Regions from separate parts of the Mus musculus genome. Here region 1 is linked to region 2. The links are chromatin contacts, found by Hi-C or POLR2A ChIA-PET in ENCODE. All regions are on one chromosome and are shown on one strand. The core of a region is the stretch at or near the end of the contact, and the rest is flanking DNA. Distances in the headings are between cores, read along the strand shown. Region 1 holds the start of H2ac10 (H2A clustered histone 10). Region 2 holds the start of H2bc22 (H2B clustered histone 22).

Region 1 (3,258 bases), core at 224-2,723, 1.7 Mb after region 2:
GCCTTCTGACTGTTTCTCGTCATCGTCATCATGATACCACCACCACTTTTTTTTCTTTTTCTTTTTTGAGACCGTGTTTCTCTGGGTAGCACTAGATGCCCTTGAACTCTGTGGACCCGGCTGGCCTCGAACTCCAGATATACCCTTGCCTCTGCCTCCCGAGTGCTGGGATTAAAGACCTACCCCAGCACCTCCTGTTTCTCATCTTTACTTTTAAAGATTAGGGTTTCTGTGGGTAAGCGAAAAGTATCATATACTAATGGAGGTTAAGAAGTTGTTTGAAGAAGAAAATAATCTGAGGCTTGAAAAGAGTAATCTGAACACAACATGTGTCAGCAACTGTTCTGAGTTCTGGAATTTATAAGTATGAATAATTTAAATGTATATGGGTGTTTGTGCACCATGTGCCCAAGAAGGCTAGAAGAGGGTGCTAGATCCCCTGAAACTGGGGTTTAAGGCAGTAGTGAGCCACTATGTATGTGCTGGGATGGGCCTCAGGTGCTCTGGAAAAGCAGCCAGTGCTCTTAATGAGTGAGTGAAGGGTTCCTTGTTCATTTTGTTGGAGTTTGCTCTCATTGAGGTGGGAACTACGGTAGGGGTTTGAGCTGAGAACAGGCAAGACCTGAGTTAAATGTCAAAACAATGAATATAGATGTTTGATGAAAACTAGTGTCAAGGAAAAGTAGTAAGGAGGCTTCTACAACTATTCAGTTTGCGGAGGACATTGGTTTGGATCAGTGGTCTGGGCTATGAAAAATAGGTTCTGTGTATGGTTTTGCAGGTTTAAGGTCTACCTTTAAACAATTTTAATTTTAATTTGACCAAAAATGGGACTATGGGCAATATTAAAAGTATTGAAGGTTGGAGCTAGAGGTGCCTTGATGGTAGTTTACTGCTTTTGCAGAGGACCAGAGTTCAGTGCTCACTATCTATTTGGGTGGCTCACACCAGTTCCAGAGGATCTATACATACAAAGACATGCACATACTTAAAAATAACTCTTTAAGAGAAAGTATTAAAATTAAGAGAACAGTTCTCTGTATAATTTTAAATATAGTCTTCAGCCTACTCAAATACTAGGCTGAATGCAACCCAGACGCTATTGTCTCACAAAGGAGCAAGTTTTCCCTTTTATTTAGTCTTTTCCTAATTAATTCTTGCTGTCCTTCTGGGCCTTAGTAACGGACTTCTTGGAGCCCTTCTTCAGGGCGGGAGCGGACTTGGCGGGCTCAGGCATAGTGAACAGAAAACAACACCAAGAAAAAAAAATATTAGCCCTTGTTGCAATTTAAATAAAGCTGTGGCTATCCTTTTAGAGTCCTGAAATATTATGCGTTAACTATCCAATCAAAACAAGGTTTTTTCATATACAAGCTACCATTGGTTTAGGTAAAACTCTATGTGTAGCCAACGAGATCACTCCGTTTTCGCGCCAGAAGTTGAGTATTAGAATGGTGCTGTGGCTGCATCATTATACGCTGAACAGATCCTGACAGCAAGGTACCTACAATGTCTGGACGCGGCAAACAGGGTGGCAAGGCTCGCGCCAAGGCCAAGACCCGCTCCTCCCGGGCCGGCCTGCAGTTCCCCGTGGGCCGCGTGCACCGGCTGCTCCGCAAGGGCAACTACTCGGAGCGCGTGGGCGCCGGCGCCCCGGTGTACCTGGCGGCCGTGCTGGAGTACCTGACGGCCGAGATCCTGGAGCTGGCGGGCAACGCGGCCCGCGACAACAAGAAGACGCGCATCATCCCGCGCCACCTGCAGCTGGCCATCCGCAACGACGAGGAGCTCAACAAGCTGTTGGGCCGCGTGACCATCGCGCAGGGCGGCGTCCTGCCCAACATCCAGGCCGTGCTGCTGCCCAAGAAGACCGAGAGCCACCATAAGCCCAAGGGAAAGTAAGCCAGTGAGCTAAGTTTTTTTTTTTTTTTTTTTTTTTTTTTAAACAAAACCCAAAGGCTCTTTTCAGAGCCACCACTTCTTCATATAAGAGTCTAGTAACATGGTTAATTTAGCTTGTGGAAAAACCTATATTAATGTTTCAAGCACAAAACCATAATTCTGGTAGGCTGAGGTAATTCTTAGGCAACTGCTTTGTCTTCCTCACGCAGAGAAATATTGGATGTAGCATAAACATAGATTTACACGTTGCACAAAACTTTTGGTCTTGCAGTCCTCTACATCTTCGTATTGCTCCGGAGAGGCAGCAGACATTCGGGGTTGGGAGAAAATACAAAGGGTCTTACGGAAATTGTTAGGCAAGTCTTTACAAAGTCGCAAGATTCAGGATACTTGACCTGTGGTTCCTGTTACATTACTGCTTGCTTTGTGTCACTTTAAACACTCCTGGAGCAAAGACGTAGTTCGGCTTGAGTCAAGGAAAAAGGACCTAGGTGCATATTTTACATATAGCAAACCTGGTCTCTTTTTCTTCCTCCTTGGTTGCCACCTCTTGATTTGACCTGTCTCAGACCTTGGGGCCAGGGAACTCACCCAAGAGCAGTTTCCCAATAAACCTCCCTTTGATATATTCAAATCTGGTTTGGATTGGCTCATTTCACCGGCTGAGAAATAACGTATCATGTGCAGTCTAGGCACAAGAAGCGGGAAAATAAAACCAAAGGCGGGTAGAGAACATATTTTCCAGAGTGGTTTGTGGATATCTAGGGTCATGAGATTTCAAATTCAAGATTTCTTTGCCTCAAATTCTTTAAGCGACTCGATACAAGGATGGAAACATAAATTTAAGAAAGCTCGGGTGTGCCAGACTAAAACATGAGTGTAGCAGTCTGTACTAGCAGGAGACTGTGTGCAGGAGTTAACCAATCGGGTGTGCAGGAGTTAACCAATCACCACTTGAATTCCTCAGCCAATAGTACTACTGCGCGGGACACTTGAAAAGCAGACACGCCTATCAGGATGCTTCTCGGTGGGAAGGAGGGGTACGAGCGCGGGTACGTGTGTTGCGCGTGTGCGAACGCAAGCGTACTTAAAGGCCAAAGTGCGCTACTTAGGTATCTCACTTTTCCCTACGGTTACTTGCCATGGCTCGTACTAAGCAGACCGCTCGCAAGTCTACCGGCGGCAAGGCCCCGCGCAAGCAGCTGGCCACCAAGGCCGCCCGCAAGAGCGCCCCGGCCACCGGCGGCGTGAAGAAGCCTCACCGCTACCGTCCCGGCACTGTGGCGCTGCGCGAGATCCGGCGCTACCAGAAGTCGACCGAGCTGCTGATCCGCAAGCTGCCGTTCCAGCGCCTGG
Region 2 (3,728 bases), core at 1,054-3,553:
TCAGTGATATTTACCTTTAAAATGTGTCAACATTTTTGTTACTCTTGGAAGTAATGCCACCTTTAATTTTAATAGTTTTTGTAAGTATATTGTGAAGTGTCCAAGCTGTCTGTTAATGACTCCATTCTCCGGGGCTTGTAGGTTGTGAGTGGTCTTGGCATCCTGCAGAAAAGCCTCAAGAATCTGCTTTCCTTGCAACAATTACTTTAAAACCAAAAAGCATTCTACTTATGGGAAAAGCACAGGCTCTGTGCACATTATTTGAAATTTTATAACACAAAACACTTGAGTCCTATTCTCTTTTTAATGAAAAGAGATAAAAACAGGAAGAAAAAAGAAGAAAAGAAAAGAAAGAAAAGAAAAGAAACTTCATCTAACTTTAAGCTTGGTACCTGGGACCTGCAAATTGACTTGACAAATGGCATCTTAGCAGGGAGAATGATTTATAAAATATATACAGAGAAAGCTTTGCAGCAAGCAAGCTCAAGAAAACGTAAAAATGAAGTTTACTGGCTCTTTTAAGGATCTGGAGAATAAATACATGGGAAGGTAAATACACAAACTAGTAACAGGAGAGGCTAACCAGCAAAAATCCTCAATGATGGGCATTATTTTTGGTAGGTCAGAGCACAATAATGGAAATTTTTCTTCATGGCATTGTAAAGGGAGACTTCTGTCAAGTGTTTCACCATCCCTGTGTTCAGTGTCATCTTCAATTAATCCTTATACCCAAGTGATATACTTGGGGTTAAACATTAAGTCCCCTATATAAAGTAGTTTGAAACTTGGCCGGTTTGGTTGCCTTGAGCATGTTTAATCCTGCTAATATTCTTCTTGGTGAGACTGAGTTAAATACTGAAAGAGATTGGGCCTGTGAAAGAAATCCCTGGCATTCTACTCTCCTGGATTCTCCTTTGCTTCCAAACATAGGTACTAAAGCCAGAATTCTTCAGTAAAGGGAAAAGTAGAAACTAGGGCTCCACTCTAAAAAAGCAGTAATGTGGGGACATTCATTCTTTATCCTTTCAAGAGCCTCATTCGGTACTGATGAGGAAAGACAGTTGCTGCACACGGGTCAAGAACCTGGACAGACCAGGCTTGCTGGAGTTTGCCTTTGTGCTAGACCAAATAGGTCAAATCCTGGATACCTTCCAAACGGCTTACATTCACTTTGCCATTAAGAGGTGGACTCTTTTCATGTTGCCAGTTTGCACATGTTTATCTTATAAGACTGCTCCTGTAAACTAGTTATGTATTCCAATATGGTTGAAAATCAATACAGGATGCTGTCATATGGTGACCTTAAGTACAAATTGCTGTTACTAGCTAACATTGAACTTTAGCTTTTGTAAATCAAAGACTGGCAGATAATAGCCTTTAAATATAATGGTTTTAAATTTGTAACCTATTTGCAACTCTGTAGCCACTTAGGGGAAAAGGTGGTGTTTTTATCTCTTTTCATTAAAAAAAGAATTGGACATGTTACCAAAATCACCTTGATAACTGAGGATCGGAGAAACAGATTCCTTCTATAGAAAGTAACAAAAAGTAGCAACCAATAAAGCTTAAGCTCCTTAAAAAGACAAATGTGTTAGCTCTGAAAAGAGCCTTTGTTTTTTAAATGATCAGGAAACAATTGTCTTATTTTCCCTTGGCCTTGTGGTGGCTCTCGGTCTTCTTCGGCAGCAGTACGGCCTGGATGTTGGGCAGGACGCCGCCCTGCGCGATGGTCACGCGGCCCAGCAGCTTGTTGAGCTCCTCGTCGTTGCGGATGGCCAGCTGCAGGTGGCGCGGGATGATGCGCGTCTTCTTGTTGTCGCGGGCCGCGTTGCCCGCCAGCTCCAGGATCTCGGCCGTCAGGTACTCCAGCACGGCCGCCAGGTACACCGGGGCGCCGGCGCCCACGCGCTCCGAGTAGTTGCCCTTGCGGAGCAGCCGGTGCACGCGGCCCACGGGGAACTGCAGGCCGGCCCGGGAGGAGCGGGTCTTGGCCTTGGCGCGAGCCTTGCCGCCCTGTTTGCCGCGTCCAGACATTCTAAACAAAAAGAAAGAACTGACAACTGCAAAGGCCAAAAGTGGAGGAGCTTGGCCTTTATAGGATTCTCCAAGCGCGAAAAAGAGCCTACGCGATTGGCTGGCTTCTTCTTTTCGTCTAGACCAATGGGAGGCGTTTATGCCGAAGCGTAGTTCCATTGGGCGCTACGCCATGAAAATTTGAAAATTTTAACCAATCAGAAATGTGTATCTCTAAGCCTCATTTGAATAACGCCTTATTAAAAAGCGAAGGGCTCACGGCGCAAGTTGTAGCGTGGTAGAGTTCCTGACCTAACATGCCTGAGCCTGTTAAGTCCGTTCCCGCCCCGAAGAAGGGCTCCAAGAAGGCCGTCACCAAGGCCCAAAAGAAGGATGGCAAGAAGCGCAAGCGCAGCCGCAAGGAGAGCTACTCGGTGTACGTGTACAAGGTGCTGAAGCAAGTGCACCCCGACACCGGCATCTCCTCCAAGGCCATGGGCATCATGAACTCGTTCGTGAACGACATCTTCGAGCGCATCGCGAGCGAGGCGTCCCGCCTGGCGCATTACAACAAGCGCTCGACCATCACGTCCCGGGAGATCCAGACGGCCGTGCGCCTGCTGCTGCCCGGGGAGCTGGCCAAGCACGCGGTGTCGGAGGGCACCAAGGCTGTCACCAAGTACACCAGCTCCAAGTGAGTTCGTCTGACTCACTCCAAACACAAAGGCTCTTTTCAGAGCCACCCACATTCTCAAAACAGAGATGGATTGCTTGTTAAGTGATTCTACCTTACTCGGACATATTAGTTACTATTTTTTAGGGTTAAGTAAGGGTTTTTGTCTTGAGGTTTTGTTTTGCATTTTTATTTTAATCCTAATATTGTTTTTCTGCCCCCAGCTCTCCTAGAATTCTCTGAAGTCAGGTTAACCTCTGAGATCGAGGGCTGATCTCTCTGTCCTGAGTACTTAGGTTAAGTTCCTGCACCCACACTGTCATTAACAATTGTTTCTAATTAGTATCCCAGAATCTATGAGGATTTCTTAGTTTAAATTTAGCCTGTCTTGTTAAGTGCTACCACCTAATGTCTCAAATCTGCTTTTGAACTCCTGCTGAGACGTCACAATAGATTCTGTTCAATAAGATACCTCATTGGAGCCCCGAGGTCTACATGATTCTCGCTGAAAACTTGAGATGTAGTCAGGCGCAGCTTAATTTGATTGGGTCCTGTTTTCTTGGTCGTTTGGTTTGAAGTTTTGTTTTCAGAATGAATTTCACTGGTTAGCAGTATATTCTCAAACTAATTCTAGCCAGGCTAACCTCCAGATTGGACATTCGGCCTCAGTTTCATAAATCGCTGGAATTACAGGCCTATACAACCAGACTTGTTCTTGCAAGGCCCCAGCTAAGCACCAAGGAAACAAAACTTTCCTCCGTTTTCCTAAGTGTATTCAACTTTTGTAAATTTCTTCTGTTCCACCTTCATTGTCTGCTGGTGTGGTGATGATTGGAATTAGATTGTGGGAGGAAAAAAACCTCAAAAGGATATTGATTGTTTGGGATTGTCCTGGAATTTTTCAGAGGATAAAATACTAAGTAAAGATTAAATCAAACCACTTTAAAGACGAAAAAGCCCTTTTTCTGTAAGTCCTCTAGGACAGTAAATGCAAATGGTGATGACTTAGGTGCGAATATGAACAGCTCAAAGTAGTTAAATA

What was found. Hi-C counts contacts between places; a loop is a spot of excess contacts on that map. ChIA-PET counts read pairs that join two places held with the same protein, here RNA polymerase II (POLR2A).
Region 1: a loop to region 2 is called in a map of T-helper 17 cell, with 5 times the contacts of the local background. The contact joins the promoter of H2ac10 here to the promoter of H2bc22 in region 2. A Hi-C loop is called at or near these places in 1 of 37 maps with a recorded cell type or tissue (T-helper 17 cell). POLR2A ChIA-PET finds 5 or more read pairs at or near these places in 1 of 5 experiments (Patski).

The regions. Positions count from the first base shown.
Region 1 is chr13:23,532,402-23,535,659 of GRCm38, forward strand. It overlaps H2ac10 (H2A clustered histone 10), which reads left to right and starts at 1,474. Exons shown (of 1, transcript NM_175661.3): 1 at 1,474-1,977. The coding sequence starts at 1,510. The coding sequence ends at 1,902. It overlaps H3c8 (H3 clustered histone 8), which reads left to right and starts at 3,017. Exons shown (of 1, transcript NM_145073.2): 1 at 3,017-3,258. The coding sequence starts at 3,045.
Region 2 is chr13:21,785,185-21,788,912 of GRCm38, forward strand. It overlaps H2bc22 (H2B clustered histone 22), which reads left to right and starts at 2,304. Exons shown (of 2, transcript NM_178202.2): 1 at 2,304-2,707. The coding sequence starts at 2,331. H2ac22 (H2A clustered histone 22) reads right to left here and starts at 2,064. Exons shown (of 1, transcript NM_178184.3): 1 at 1,590-2,064. The coding sequence starts at 2,034. The coding sequence ends at 1,642.